Linked DNA regions of Homo sapiens: region 2 is linked to region 1. Evidence: read pairs that join two places in POLR2A ChIA-PET (ENCODE). Cell type or tissue: OCI-LY7. All regions are shown on one strand. Links, peaks and the distances in the headings refer to the core of each region. The heading gives the core; the rest is flanking DNA. Region 1 overlaps CPD (carboxypeptidase D). Region 2 has its middle 94 kb from the start of CRLF3.

Region 1 (6,541 bases), core at 823-5,822:
AATGCAGAGCCACAGAAGTTTAAGAATGGAAAGAGTGCTTGTTGCTTTGAATGCTTTGTTTTAATAAGAATGGGAAACTGAGGTTTTGAGCAGGGGTAACAATATTGACATGATCTGAGCTATGCTATGGGAAAACTAATCTCTAAATAATCAGTTAAGATAGTTTGGAGGAAGGAGAGACTGGTACAGGGAGACCGGTTTGGAATTATCTAGACAAAAAGTAATGAGGGCCTAGGTTATGCTAGTGGCAACGAGAGTAGAGTCAAAGGATGACATTTTAGATATTCTATAGAGGTAGAATTGACAAGATTCAGCAAATTATGGATGATAGTGAGATAGAGAAGTCAAAGACAAGAGGTTTCATTGCTATGTAAGAAAATGAGTTAATACCATTAACTGAGTTAGGAAAAAGAAGAGATTTTGGGAAAAGGTGGTAAGTTGGGTTTTTGAACCTGTCTGCACAGGCAGTTCCTGTACCTTGATAATATCAATGCCGTATTGCAGGGAGTGGATATTGTCACCAGCAGGGGTCCAGGTTGAGGGTATGAGAGAGCTGATGATCATTATCTCCATAGCTTCAAGTACAACTGTGACATTTCTGGGTTTTGAGGGAAGCTGACCCTCTTCTGCATGTACTCATTCATTCATTTCTTCAGCAAACCCGAATAAACCCCATCTACCTGGCACTACCAGGCACTGTGGGAAGCACTGAAGATAGGAAAATGAATTCGACATAGCCCCTGTCCTCAAGGGCTCTCATAGAGTTTGTGATTGATTATAATACAGAGAGGTTTATTTATATTTGTCATAAAATGCTTTACAGCTTCTTTGTTTACGTCAGCTACGTTTTCTTTTCATTTACTCCATTTGTTGTATTACAAAGCCTTATTCTTTCTTTTACTTATTAATTTTCCCACATTTGATTTTGAACTTTATATTCTAGGATTATAGTGTCACCTATGGCCATTGTCCGGAAATCACAGTATACACAAGCTGCTGTTACTTTCCTAGTGCTGCACGACTCCCTTCCTTGTGGGCAGACAATAAGAGATCTCTTCTTAGTATGTTAGTGGAGGTGAGTCTTTTCCTTTTAACTAGAGGCAAACTCCCAGGAATATGTTCAGTGAAAACCTTTATCAAAACATTGTCTTTTACCAAAAATGTATATTATTTATTTTAAATTTATATAGAAAGAAGAGTTTTGGTCATTTTATGTTTCCTAAATAGATGCCATTTATTCACATCTCTGGAATCTGCTATAATTTAGGTAATTTGACCTTGCAAGATGCTGCAAGTTCTTTAATTTGAATATCACAGAGTTACTGGAGTCAGTATACCATGGTGGGAAGGAAATCACTCAAGGCATTGGAAGATTGGGTTCTAATGCTTCAGGCTATGACAATATCAGAGTTCTCTTTTATTTCCAGCTCTGTGAGCCTGAATATTGAATGAATAGCAAACAAGGTCAGAGTCAGTGGGGAGGGAAGAGAAGAAGCAGGCCATACAGAGTTTGATACTTGTTTGTGTGTGGTTTTTGTTTTGTTTGTTTGTTTGGTTGGTTTTGGTCATGCCTCAAGCTAGTGCCTCTACCATGTCTGGCATTATGACAACATAAATTTATATTTTAAACATTTTTTCAGGTTCACAAGGGAGTTCATGGATTTGTTAAAGATAAGACTGGAAAGCCAATCTCTAAAGCAGTCATTGTACTTAATGAAGGAATAAAGGTACAAACAAAAGAGGGAGGTTATTTCCATGTACTCTTAGCGCCAGGTGTCCATAACATTATTGCCATCGCTGATGGGTACCAGCAACAACATTCACAGGTAAGAAACTCAAATTGAGTAGCATCATGTAAATTTTTATTCTTAATAATACTTCTGTTTTATTTTGAAACTCTTGTTAGAAATCTTGAAGGGAATAAAGAAATTAAAAGTGTGACTGCCTCTTGATTATGATATCTTGTTATCCTTGTACCCCTTGCTAACAAAAGGGAAAATTTTCTAGCATTTTGTATACTTTAGATGGCAATGCATCATCTCCTTAGTTTGCTATATGGGGCCTAATAATATAGCAGGGATACAGTACACCTTAAGCAGAATTTGTCATGATTCTTACACTTTCTCCTTCTAGGTCTTTGTGCATCATGATGCAGCTAGTTCTGTGGTGATAGTCTTTGACACAGATAACCGGATATTTGGTTTGCCAAGGGAGCTTGTGGTAACTGTATCAGGTAAAGACATTTTGATTTTTAGTAGTAAAAGTTAAAAACAATCTTGACATTTCAATATGAGAGTGGGTCACCTCTCTCATATTGATCCTGAAACTAATCACTTGTCTTCTAATGTCTCCTTATCTAAATGTGATTTTCCTGGACCTCTGTTCTCGCATATGTTCTCCTGGCTTGCCTTTCTCTGCCGAGACCAGCTCCATCAAGGAGACCCTAACCCAGCGGTGCTAGAGAAATTAAAGACACACACAGAAATATAGAGGTGTCAAGTGGGAAATCAGGGGTCTCATAGCCTTCAGCGCTGAGAACCTCCAACAGAGATTTACCCAGGTGTTTATTAACAGCAAGCCAGTCATTAGCATTGTTTCTATAGATATTATATTAGCTGAAAGTATCCTTTATGGGAAACGAAGGGATGGGCCAAAATAAAGGGATGGGTTGGGCTAGTTATCTGCAGCAGGAGCATGTCCTTAAGGCACAGATCACTCATGCTATTGTTTGTGGTTTAAGAACGCCTTTAAGCAGTTTTCCGCCCTGGGCGGGCCAGGTGTTCCTTGCCTTCATTCCGGTAAACCCACAACCTTCTAGTGTGGATGTCATGGCCATCATGAACATGTCACAGTGCTGCAGAGATTTTGTTTATGGCCAGTTTTGGGGCCAGTTTATGGCCATATTTTGGGGGGCCTGTTCCCAACACTTCTCTTTCTTCAGGTCTATACTCAAACGTCACCTCCACGGAGAGGCTTTCCCTGATCACCCTAGCTACCCCTGTCACTATCTCTATCCTGCTTTTTTTCATTATAGCACTTTCATAACATTATATATTTGTTCATGTATTTGTCTATATTCAATCTCTCCCACTAAAACATAAGTTCTGAGAGAGGGAGGAATCTACCTGTATCCTCCAAGCCTAGAACGATGGTTAGCACGCAGTGGGTCTTAATGAAGAGTTGTTGAATGAATGAATGATTTGCTTTATATTAAAGTCATAAGTTCCTAGGACTTTGACTTATATTAGTTCCGCTTTTTCAAGATCCAGGAAAGAGGAAATGTTTGTTTACGCTGGAACTAATTCATGTCATTGCTTGGATTACTGAAAGGTTAGGAAGGAAAAAAATGTGGTAAAATGAATACTCTGCTATACTTTATCTATTTGATACAAACAGCCTTAGTTTATTTCTAAGTGCAGCTTGGATGAGGCAGAATAACCAAGTTTTATCACAGGGTTCCTGTGGGAGAGACCCTTAGTTGAGAGAAAGTAGTATATTGGAAACATGGCCCAATCATAGATCCTGTGTGGTGTGTTTAAAGGGTTCTTAGCTTGTCTCAGATAAAGTGTAAATAACTTAGTGGTTAAAAACACAGGAGGTAGAATTCAGCCATGGTTTAAATCTGGCTCTGTCACCCATTAGCTATTGTGAACTTAGTTTTTATTACTTTTAGTTTCTAACACTTTTATTTTGATAACCTTGTACAAATTTAAAATAAACAAGGAGATTTGGATGAAATGAAAGTTTACTGGAAAGGAAAAGTATAATAGAAGTCATAAAAAGCAGGTTGCAGAACAGTAGACACAGTATAATTTCATTATGGTAAAAGAAAAAAAATACATGTACGTGCATATGCATAAAGAAAGATCTGGAGCCAGGCATGGTGGCTCACGCCTGTAATACCAGCACTTTGGGAGGCCGAGGCAGGTGGATCACTTGAAGTCAGGAGTTCTAGACTAGCCTGGGCAACATGGCAAAACCCTATCTCTAGCAAAAATAAAAAAAAATTAGCCAGGTGTGGTGGCATGCACCTGTGGTACTACTTGGGAGGCTGAGGTGGGAGGATTACACACACACACAAAAGATCTTATAACTAAAAATGATCTCTGGGTAATGGAAATGTAAATATAGGAGGTTTTTTGGTTTTGGCTTTTGTTAGTTTGCTTATCTGTATTTTTAAACTTTGTATATTGTACATATACTGCTTCTATAATAATAAAGGTTGTTCTTAAGTGCATGAAATAGAAATAAAATAAATGAGGGGTATATTATTAAAAGTTCCATTGTAAGCGGCTGCTTATTAATATCCTTAAAGTATAATATCACCCACATGATGGTTTTTGTTTGTCAGGTGCTACTATGTCGGCATTGATCCTAACAGCTTGCATTATTTGGTGCATCTGCTCAATCAAGTCTAATAGACACAAGGATGGCTTTCATCGGCTCAGGCAGCATCATGATGAGTATGAAGATGAAATTCGCATGATGTCTACCGGCTCCAAGAAGTCCCTCCTAAGCCATGAGTTCCAGGATGAAACAGACACTGAAGAGGAAACATTATATTCTAGCAAACATTGAAAAACACATTTTGCATATCTCCCAGCATAAGTACCAAGCAAAATTACAGTTCCTCTTGGGAGAACACTGCATTAAGAAGAGAGACTCTCTTGCTTCTTCAAAGAGCTTTGGGAAATTAAATTGCTAAATTTGTATTCTCTGTGAATTTCACTGGCAGTTTTGAACTTCCCTTCCTTAAAGTACTCTAAACCTTTAAAAAAAAATCTGATTTATGCAGCAGAGATGGGACAGCCACTTTTTCTTTTTAATTTAAGATGAGCTATTTGGAGCTTATGTAATAATGGCATAAAGCCAACTAGAGGATGTTGTATTTTGCACATCAGATGTTTACTAGTGGCTTTAGTATTTTTCTTTGTTTTAAATGGCCAAAAGAATCCAGAAACATTAAGGCAGGGACAGCAGTCAGAATCGACATAAAGCTTTAAAAACTCAAGGTTTTTTCAACCTACTGAGGAGTACTTTTCTCTAGTTGTTAAATAGCTGGAGTTTTTCTTATTCAGGTTTAATGGAGGTTGAATTGATTTTTAAACACATATAACAGTAGGAAATGAATAAATGGGCTTCTGCATTTGGCTTTCTACCTGTTCCAAGGCTAGATCGGAACTGGTAGACTACGCTGTAAGCAGGATTTCACTACCTCTCTTAAGGTTTAGCAAACTTCTAAATAGCCCATTTTAAGGGAGAACTTACTAACTTTATTGTGAAAGGTCTAAATGCCCACTTGAATGAAGCTGAGAGAGAGATCTAGCAAAAGCTAAAACTCATGTTGTCTATCTTTGAACTTGGTAAAAACCCACAGGTGCTGCTGCTTATATCTGTGAAGCACTAGCTTATTCTAGGAATGCCTGATTCTTTAATATTGCCTAAATCGGAACCTTTTTCTATGTTGCACACATGGTTTTCAGATGACCCAGCCATCTACAAGATCTGAATTCTACTGAAAATATCTAGAAATGTGGAAGAGACCTACTTGCACATTCTTAACCTGTATTTGAACACAAAATATCTATACTTCATGCTCCAGCCCAAGCCTATACCCTGTAATAGCATACTATTATTGAAATCGCTTGACCGGTCTTGTTCACATAGGCCTCTGGGAGTGATTTGGTTCTTTGCCCTAATGTTTCATTTGACGGTCTCTTTTTGATCAACCAATTTTTCTAAAAGTTCAGTCGAAAGCTTTTAAGTATAGCTTCCTCCCTTGAAAAAAAATGTAAACTATGACTGCTGAGTGATAAAACACTGTGGTGTGAAAGTGTCATCTTCACTGCCAATCAGGCAAAGACCGGAAAGATTTGCATTTTATTATGTCTGTCTTATCATGCAATGGAAATGATGCTTTTTGTAAGTATGCATCTTACCAATGATGTAACGGTTTAATACCTTTGAATGTTTTAATAACCAAGTTGCTGCTGAACTTATACTAAATCAGGGGACCAAAAAACTTGCTCTTATCTTCTCAAATTGTATTCTATATCCATTAATGTATCAGTTATCCCAAAGCCTTCAGGTGGAGGGGTTTACCACCTTCCTAGGTCGTTCAACCAGGTTTTGTGAGGAATGCATTCAAAGTGGCTTTATAAAAGAAGATTTTCTTTAGCAAGAATAATGAGGTCATGTCATTTGTTAATAAGTATCTGTGATAAATCCGTGGTTCAAGGTTAAGCCATTCTGGTATTCTGGTATTAGCAACTGTAAATTCTGCCACCTCATACATGGAACAGAGCTTGTGGGATGCTAATAGTTAGTGAAGTATACATGATTTAATTTCTAATAATCTTTATGTTTTCTTTAAGGATGGTGGTGTATTGCTCTTTTTCAGCTTTATTTTTAAGAGTACAGTCAGGAAACCAACAAGGGGCCTAAGAGTGGCTGCCCCTGCTTGGGACATTACAGCAAGTGAAACAAAGTTAATGTGACAAGCTTTGCTTTGTTATCATTGGTCTTCACTAGAGGATACCTT
Region 2 (6,541 bases), core at 768-5,767, 270 kb after region 1:
GTGCACTGCTCTCCTTACCAGAACCCTGCAGAATAGCAGCGCAGAGGGAACCAGGGCCAGGGAGGTGAGGAGACCAGCTCAAGGTCACACAGGGCACGTATAAGGCAAAATTGGGATCTAGACCCATGTGGATTCGCTGCCCACACAACTTGGCATCGGGTGGCTTCCCTGCCCTTTTTTTTTTTTTTTAATTAAGAGAGGGTCTTGCTCTGTTGCCCAGACTGGAGTGCAGTGGCAGGATCATAGCTTACTGCAGCCTTGCAAACTCCTGGGCTCAAGTGATCCTCTTGCCTCAGCCTCCCAAGTAGCTGGGCACCACCACGCCAAATTAAAAAACAAAAAATTTGGCCGGGCGCTGTGGCTCACGCCTGTAATCCCAGCACTTTGAGAGGCCCAGGTGGGCTGATCACGAGGTCAAGAGATCGAGACCATCCTGGCCAACACGGTGAAACCCCGTCTCTACTAAAAATACAAAAAATAGCTGGGCGTGGTGGCGCATGCCTGTAGTCCCAGCTACTCAGGAGGCTGAGGCAGGAGGATCGCTTGAACCCAGGAGGCGGAGGTTGCAGTCAGCCGAGATCGTGCCACTGCACTCTAGCCTGGTGACAGAGTGAGACTCCGTCTCAAAAAAAAAAACAAATTTCTAGAGACATGTTGCCCAGGCTGGAGTGCAGTGGCACGATCATAGCTCACTGCAGCCTTGAACTCCTGGGCTGAAGTGATCCACCCACCTTAGCCTCCCAAAGCACTGGGATCACAGGCATGAGTCACCGTACAAATCCAGCCATTTTTACTTCCCCTAACCAGTTCCTCTGCTAGGATGCCTGTTGCAGTGTGAAAGAAAGCGCTTGGAGACCCTGGGAGGGGAGTACTCCTCAGCTTGGGGACACTGCCTCCACTGAACCTTTCTGTGGCTGGACAGTTGGAGAAATGAGGAAGTTGAAATAAGGAAGCCACTCCCCATCCCCAAAGTAACATGCTGGAAAATGATCTGAAAGTGACACCAGCCATGTCTAGTCACAGATGTGGGGGGAGATGCGGACGGGGGCTGGTGGCGGCTGGGGGAGTAACACGCTGTAAAATGATCTGAAAGTGACACCAGCCGTGTCTAGTCAGGGATGTGGGGGGAGATGCGGATGGGGGCTGGAGGTGGCTGCGGGGGATTTAGTGAAGAAGCTGGGGCAGTGGAGAGGGAGCTGGTATCAGGAGTGGGCATGAGAGGGGAAGCGGGCAGAGAGCTACAGGGCTGGAGAGGGGGTGTTCAGGGCTGTCTTGCAGATATTATCCTCCCATTTCCCATGTGAGGAGACTGAGGTCTGGACCAGGTGTCCTGCCCTGTGGGGATCTTTATTTATTGAGGGCCTGTGCCTATTTGTTTTATTTTATTTATTTATTTTTGAGACAGTCTGGCTCTGTTGCCCGGACTGGAGTGCAATGGCACAATCTAGCCTCACTGCAACCTCTACCTCTCGGGTTCAACCAATTCTTGTGCCTCAGCCTCCCGAGTAGCTGGGATTACAGGTATCTGCCACCACGCCCGGCTAATTTTTTGGTATTTTTAGTAGAGACGGGGTTTCACCATGTTGGCCAGGGTGGTCTCGAACTCCTGACCTCTGGTGATCCACCCGCCTCGGCTTCCCAAAGTGCTGGGATTACAGGCATGAGCCACTGTGCCCAGCCGTGTGCTGATTTCTAAGGGCCTCTCTCAAGAAGCTCGTGTTGATAAAAAGGTAATTTCAGGTGCTCACTTGAGAGCTGTGAATTAAAAACAGGGAAAAGATGGCGGGTGAGGGCAGCAGGCGAGGACTGTTTTGTTTGCAGGGGGCCAGGGTAGGTCACTCTGCTGCGGTGACCTTGCGGCTGAGCCCTGAACAATGAGCAGCCGCAGCCAACATGCAGGGATCCTGCTTGGGGGCTGGAACTGGAATGTTGAATGTTTCAGGAACAGGAGGGAGGACAGAATGGGGCTTGGAGAGCTTGGTGGCACCAGTTCACCCACAGCCTCTGGGCTCTAGTGAGGAAATGAGACCCCAGCAGAGACCAGGGGGTCAGTTAATGTTCGGATCAACATCATTATGTGGTCCCTTAGCTCTGAGTGAAGGGCGGATTGGGAGGCGGGCAAGGAGGCCAGGACAACATACAGGTGACATAGGATGGCGGCATGGGCCTGGGTGCTGTGCTTAGAGCCAGAAGTGGGCAGGTCGCGAGATACTTGAGAGGCAGAGCCCACAGGACTTGCTGATGGCTTCTGTGAGGGGGATGACAGGGAAGGTGAGGAATCAAGGCAGAGTCTCAGCTTTGGGATCTGAGATTCATTCAACAAATAATTCAGTGCCGCGTGCCAGGCCTATTCTAAAAGTTGAGGATATGAAGACAACAATGGTGATGGCCTCAAGCAGTAATCCCAGCACTTTGGGATGTTGAGGCAGGAGGATCTCTTGAGGCCAGAAGTTCATGTTCAGCCTGGGCAACATAGCAAGACCTCATCTTTGCAAAATAAAATAAATTAGCTGGACGTGATGGCGCATACCTGTGGTCTCAGCTACTAGGGAGGCCGAGGCGGGAGGATCGCTTGAGCCTGGGAGGTGGAGGCTGCAGTGAGCCATGATTTCACCACTGCACTCCAGCCTGAGTGACAGAGCAAGACCCTATCTCTAAAAAAAAAAAGTAAAATTTGGGGATGCGGCCACCATGAGCAAAACAGTTCAATGATCCCTGCCCCATGAAGAGGACATTCTATACACCAGGTGAATAGTTCCATCTGAGCAATGGCCTGAAGGAGCCGGCCATGTGGACAGTGGGTTGGCAGAAGCTACAGGTGGAGGAAGCGACAGGTGCAAAGGCCCTGGGGCAAGGCCTGCTGTGGTCCAGGAATAGCAGGAGTGGCTGGAGCAGACATGGGGTCAGGGAGCTAACTGGGCCAATTACAAGGGTTTTGGTTTTCAGCAGGGAAATGGTAATGGGGGCTCTGATGAGAAATTCCAGGCTGGACATAAGAGATTTGAAAGTGCTGGCTCAATGATGGTACTGAGAGCCCAGGACAGCCTGAGATGGGACAGGCTGGGATGACAGCTGGATGTGACAGAGCAGGGGTTCCCATGCTGGAGGGCCCGCCTCAGAGAATGTGTGTTTCTGGCCAGCACAGTGGCTCACGCCTGTAATCCCAGCACTTTGGGAAGCCGAGGCAGGCGGATCACGAGGTCAGGAGATCGAGACCAGCCTGGCCAACATGGTGAAACCCTGTCTCTAATAAAAACACAAAAAAATTAGCCAGGCGTGGTGGCGAGCGCCTGTAATCCCAGCTACTCTGGAGGCTGAGGCAGGAGAATCGCTTGAACCCGGGAGGCGCAGGTTGTAGGGAGACGAAATCGCGCCACTGGCACTCCAGCCTGGGCGACAGAGGGAGGCTCCGTCTCAAAAAAAAAAAAAAAAAAAAAAAAAAGCAAGGCTCGCAAAACACCGGATTCCTTCTCAGCTTTCTGAGCTGAAAAGGTATAGATCCTCAAGAAGAGAAGAGTGTATGTAAGTACTTCTCAACCAGTTTACCTCTCTGACCGCTCTTACGGTGTTTGGGGGCAAAAAACTAAGGATCTAGACTCTCTAAACCGCTCGCTGGGTCCTTCTCTCCCCACAATGCACCGGGGCCAGCAGGAAGGCCGCTCCGACCCCTAATTTTCCCGCGAATTCAGTTCAAAGAGGCGGCCGGGCCCGCGATCGGCAGCGCGCACCGGCCAACCAAGCCGCGCCTCCGCGAGAAGCGCCTCCGCGTGACTGACGGGGGAATCCGCGGGCCAACGGGCTGGGCGGCCCGGCGGTGCGCGCTCCCGCCGGCCAATCAGAGCGCCGGGCGGGGGAAGTGGGCGGAGCGAGGCCTGGGTAGGGTGAGCGGCCTCCGAAGCGGAGCGGGGCTCTGAGGAGACACTTTTTCTTCCTCCCTCCTTCCCTCCTCTCCTCCTGCCTTCCCTTCCCCTTTCCTCCCCTCTCTCCTCCTTCTCCCCTCGGTCAGCCGGAGCCTGCTGGGGCGAGCGGTTGGTATTGCAGGCGCTTACTCTCCGGGGCCGCCCGGCGAGTAGCTGGCCGGGGAAGGAGGCAGGAACCGCGATGGCGCCTCAGAAGCACGGCGGTGGGGGAGGGGGCGGCTCGGGGCCCAGCGCGGGGTCCGGGGGAGGCGGCTTCGGGGGTTCGGCGGCGACGGCTTCGAGCGGCAAATCCGGCGGCGGGGGCTGTGGAGGCGGTGGCAGTTACTCGGCCTCCTCCTCCTCCGCGGCGTTACCGGTGAAGAAGTCGAAAATGGAGCACGTCCAGGCTGACCACGAGCTTTTCCTCCAGGCCTTTGAGAGTGAGTGCGTGCGAGGCTTTGAGGGCAGGAAGACCCACTCTGCCAACACCGGGGATGGGACACTCTGCTGGGCCCCCTTCCTCCTCGGGAGTCCACTTGTGTGGTAGTGGAGGGAGGAATTGAGGGGATGTCCCCCTTTCGGAGATTACGTCTCCAGGGGATCCGGAGTCCAGGGCCTTGGGAGAGCTGGAAAAGAGGGTCCGGGCGGGTTCTTGACTCCCCCAAGATTGACGCAAGAGGCTCGGGACTGGGGCCCCACGTTCAGAGCAGGCGGCTTTTAGATGAGGAGGTAGCAGTTGAACTGAGCCGCAGTCACATCCCGAGACTGGTTCTTGTTTTCTTTCATGCCTTTCGGACTCTAGAAATACAGGGGTTTCGGTTGTAGCTTTTGAGGGGCAAAATGAAGCCTGTGAAGGGATGAGTGCAGTGGAACCGAAGAAAGTGTCCTTAGTCTGAAATGCCTTCGCGCTAACTTGGTGCTGCAGGTTCCTATGGCACCTTTGGATGCTTAAAACCCTTCAAATCTATCCACCCATTTTGTGGATATGTAAACTGAGCCAGAGAGTGGTCAAGCATCTTCTCTGGAGACGACCCCAGAATTCTGCTTTTTCTACTCGGCTTACAGGACATTTTCTTGGGTCAATTTCTGTTTCTAAGGTCTGTCTGGTAGGTGAAACTGACTTATTTGGAAAGGAGAGCAAGGTGTCTGGAAATAAACAATAGAATTTATTAAAAACATCGTGACTATGAATAATCCTGATTGTTCTTTAAGGAATGTTATATCCTGATTGGTTTCCTTTTTTGCTTTTGTGTGTTATAATTTGGGTGATCTTTAATAGCTAAGTAATCTTACAGAAACTTGAATAAACTTGGCTCTACCGCCCAGTGTCCTTATTTACAGTTTCACTGTGGCATATATTAAGGGCATGGTATCAGCTGTGCTTAGAAAGACCGTATTATGTTGTTTAATACCCTTCCTTCATTCTCTCTCATTAGTGCTTCATGAAATTCTAATTGGAACTTAATAGAAGGAGTTTCAGTTTTTATCGAAACGAATATTGACCTTGCTTCAGAGAGATTCACATTATTCACATATTTCTTAATATACTTTGAAATATCTAGAGAGGCTTTAATTGGAAATAGGATGGAGAACTGAAGGGCAGTGGTGACAATAATGATACTTGTTTGTACCCCTTCTAAAGTATCTCATCTCCCTTTAGTTAATTTAAGATAAAACTAACCAATTGAAGATTTAGGTGGAAATTTTAAAAGTTCTTTCTGAATGTTAAGAGAAGACACATTCTCCAAGAAAGTTTTAACTATTTGCGTTCTGATGAGTCGACCTCAGGGAAGTCAAGTGTCATTAAGAGCTAGATCTGGTCATAAAACAACTTGAAGTTGTTTACTGGAAAGTTTAAATACTTGAATGTAATTATTCACAGTTATTTCTATTTGGTTTATTCTGATACTGCTGTATAATGACAACGTGATACTAATAGGTCATTAATGTAACTAATATAATAGTATATGTATTTTTCATCCACTTAAGTCCTGTATAACAAATTACATTTTAACTAATTTGAAATTTAATTCAACTCATTTTAAGCGTTAGACGGTTTTGTGAATCTGTCAATTGTGTAAAAAATGTATTGAGGTAATATTTATATTGAACAAAATAGATAAAACTTTAAATTATAATTAGGAATATTTATTGAGAATTTTTTCTGCAGTTTGTGTCCGAGATTTATTTCAACATTGACTGACTTTTGAGTGCAGTGGATCCCACCTGTAATCCTAGCTACTCTGGAGGCTGAGGCAGGAGGATCTGTTGAGCCCACGAGTTTGAGACCAGCCTGGGCAACATATCAAGACCCCTTTTCAAAAAAAGAAAAAAAAAATCTTGACTGACTTTCATCATACCTGTATTAGGAATGTCTGGATCTGTATTAGGATGTCATCATATCTGTATTAGGATGTATTAGGATTCTGTTTTGGCTGACTACAATTTTTTTTTTTTTTTTGAGACGGAGTTTTGCTCTTTGTTGCCCAGGCTGCAGTGCAATGACGCGATCTCGGCTCACGGCAACCTCCGCCTCCCAGGTTCAAGTGATTCTCCTGCCTCAGCCTCCCAGGTAGCTGGGATTACAGGCATGCGCCACTATGCCTGGCTATTTTTGTATTTTTAGTGGAGGCAGGGTATCT

The links. ChIA-PET counts read pairs that join two places held together with the same protein. Peaks named below come from ENCODE experiments on the same cell type or tissue, not always from the same donor. Only the 100,000 strongest peaks of a DNase experiment are listed, where the experiment ranks them.
Region 2: POLR2A ChIA-PET joins it to region 1 with 22 read pairs; 2 of 35 experiments call an interaction of 5 or more read pairs at or near these places.

The regions. Positions count from the first base shown.
Region 1 is chr17:30,460,237-30,466,777 of GRCh38, forward strand. It overlaps CPD (carboxypeptidase D), which reads left to right. Exons shown (of 21, transcript NM_001304.5): 18 at 944-1,075; 19 at 1,641-1,826; 20 at 2,134-2,233; 21 at 4,352-6,541. The coding sequence ends at 4,578. Among named protein-coding and RNA genes, the nearest start is that of GOSR1, 14 kb to the right of the region's middle. In OCI-LY7, for the core only: no CTCF peak of the experiment used is centred there; no DNase peak of the experiment used is centred there.
Region 2 is chr17:30,727,785-30,734,325 of GRCh38, forward strand. It overlaps the pseudogene SUZ12P1. Among named protein-coding and RNA genes, the nearest start is that of CRLF3, 94 kb to the right of the region's middle. RefSeq lists an enhancer at 3,815-4,435 and a silencer at 4,133-4,202. In OCI-LY7, for the core only: no CTCF peak of the experiment used is centred there; DNase peaks (open chromatin) are centred at 1,007 and 3,673; H3K4me3 peaks cover 3,607 bases; H3K27ac peaks cover 3,956 bases.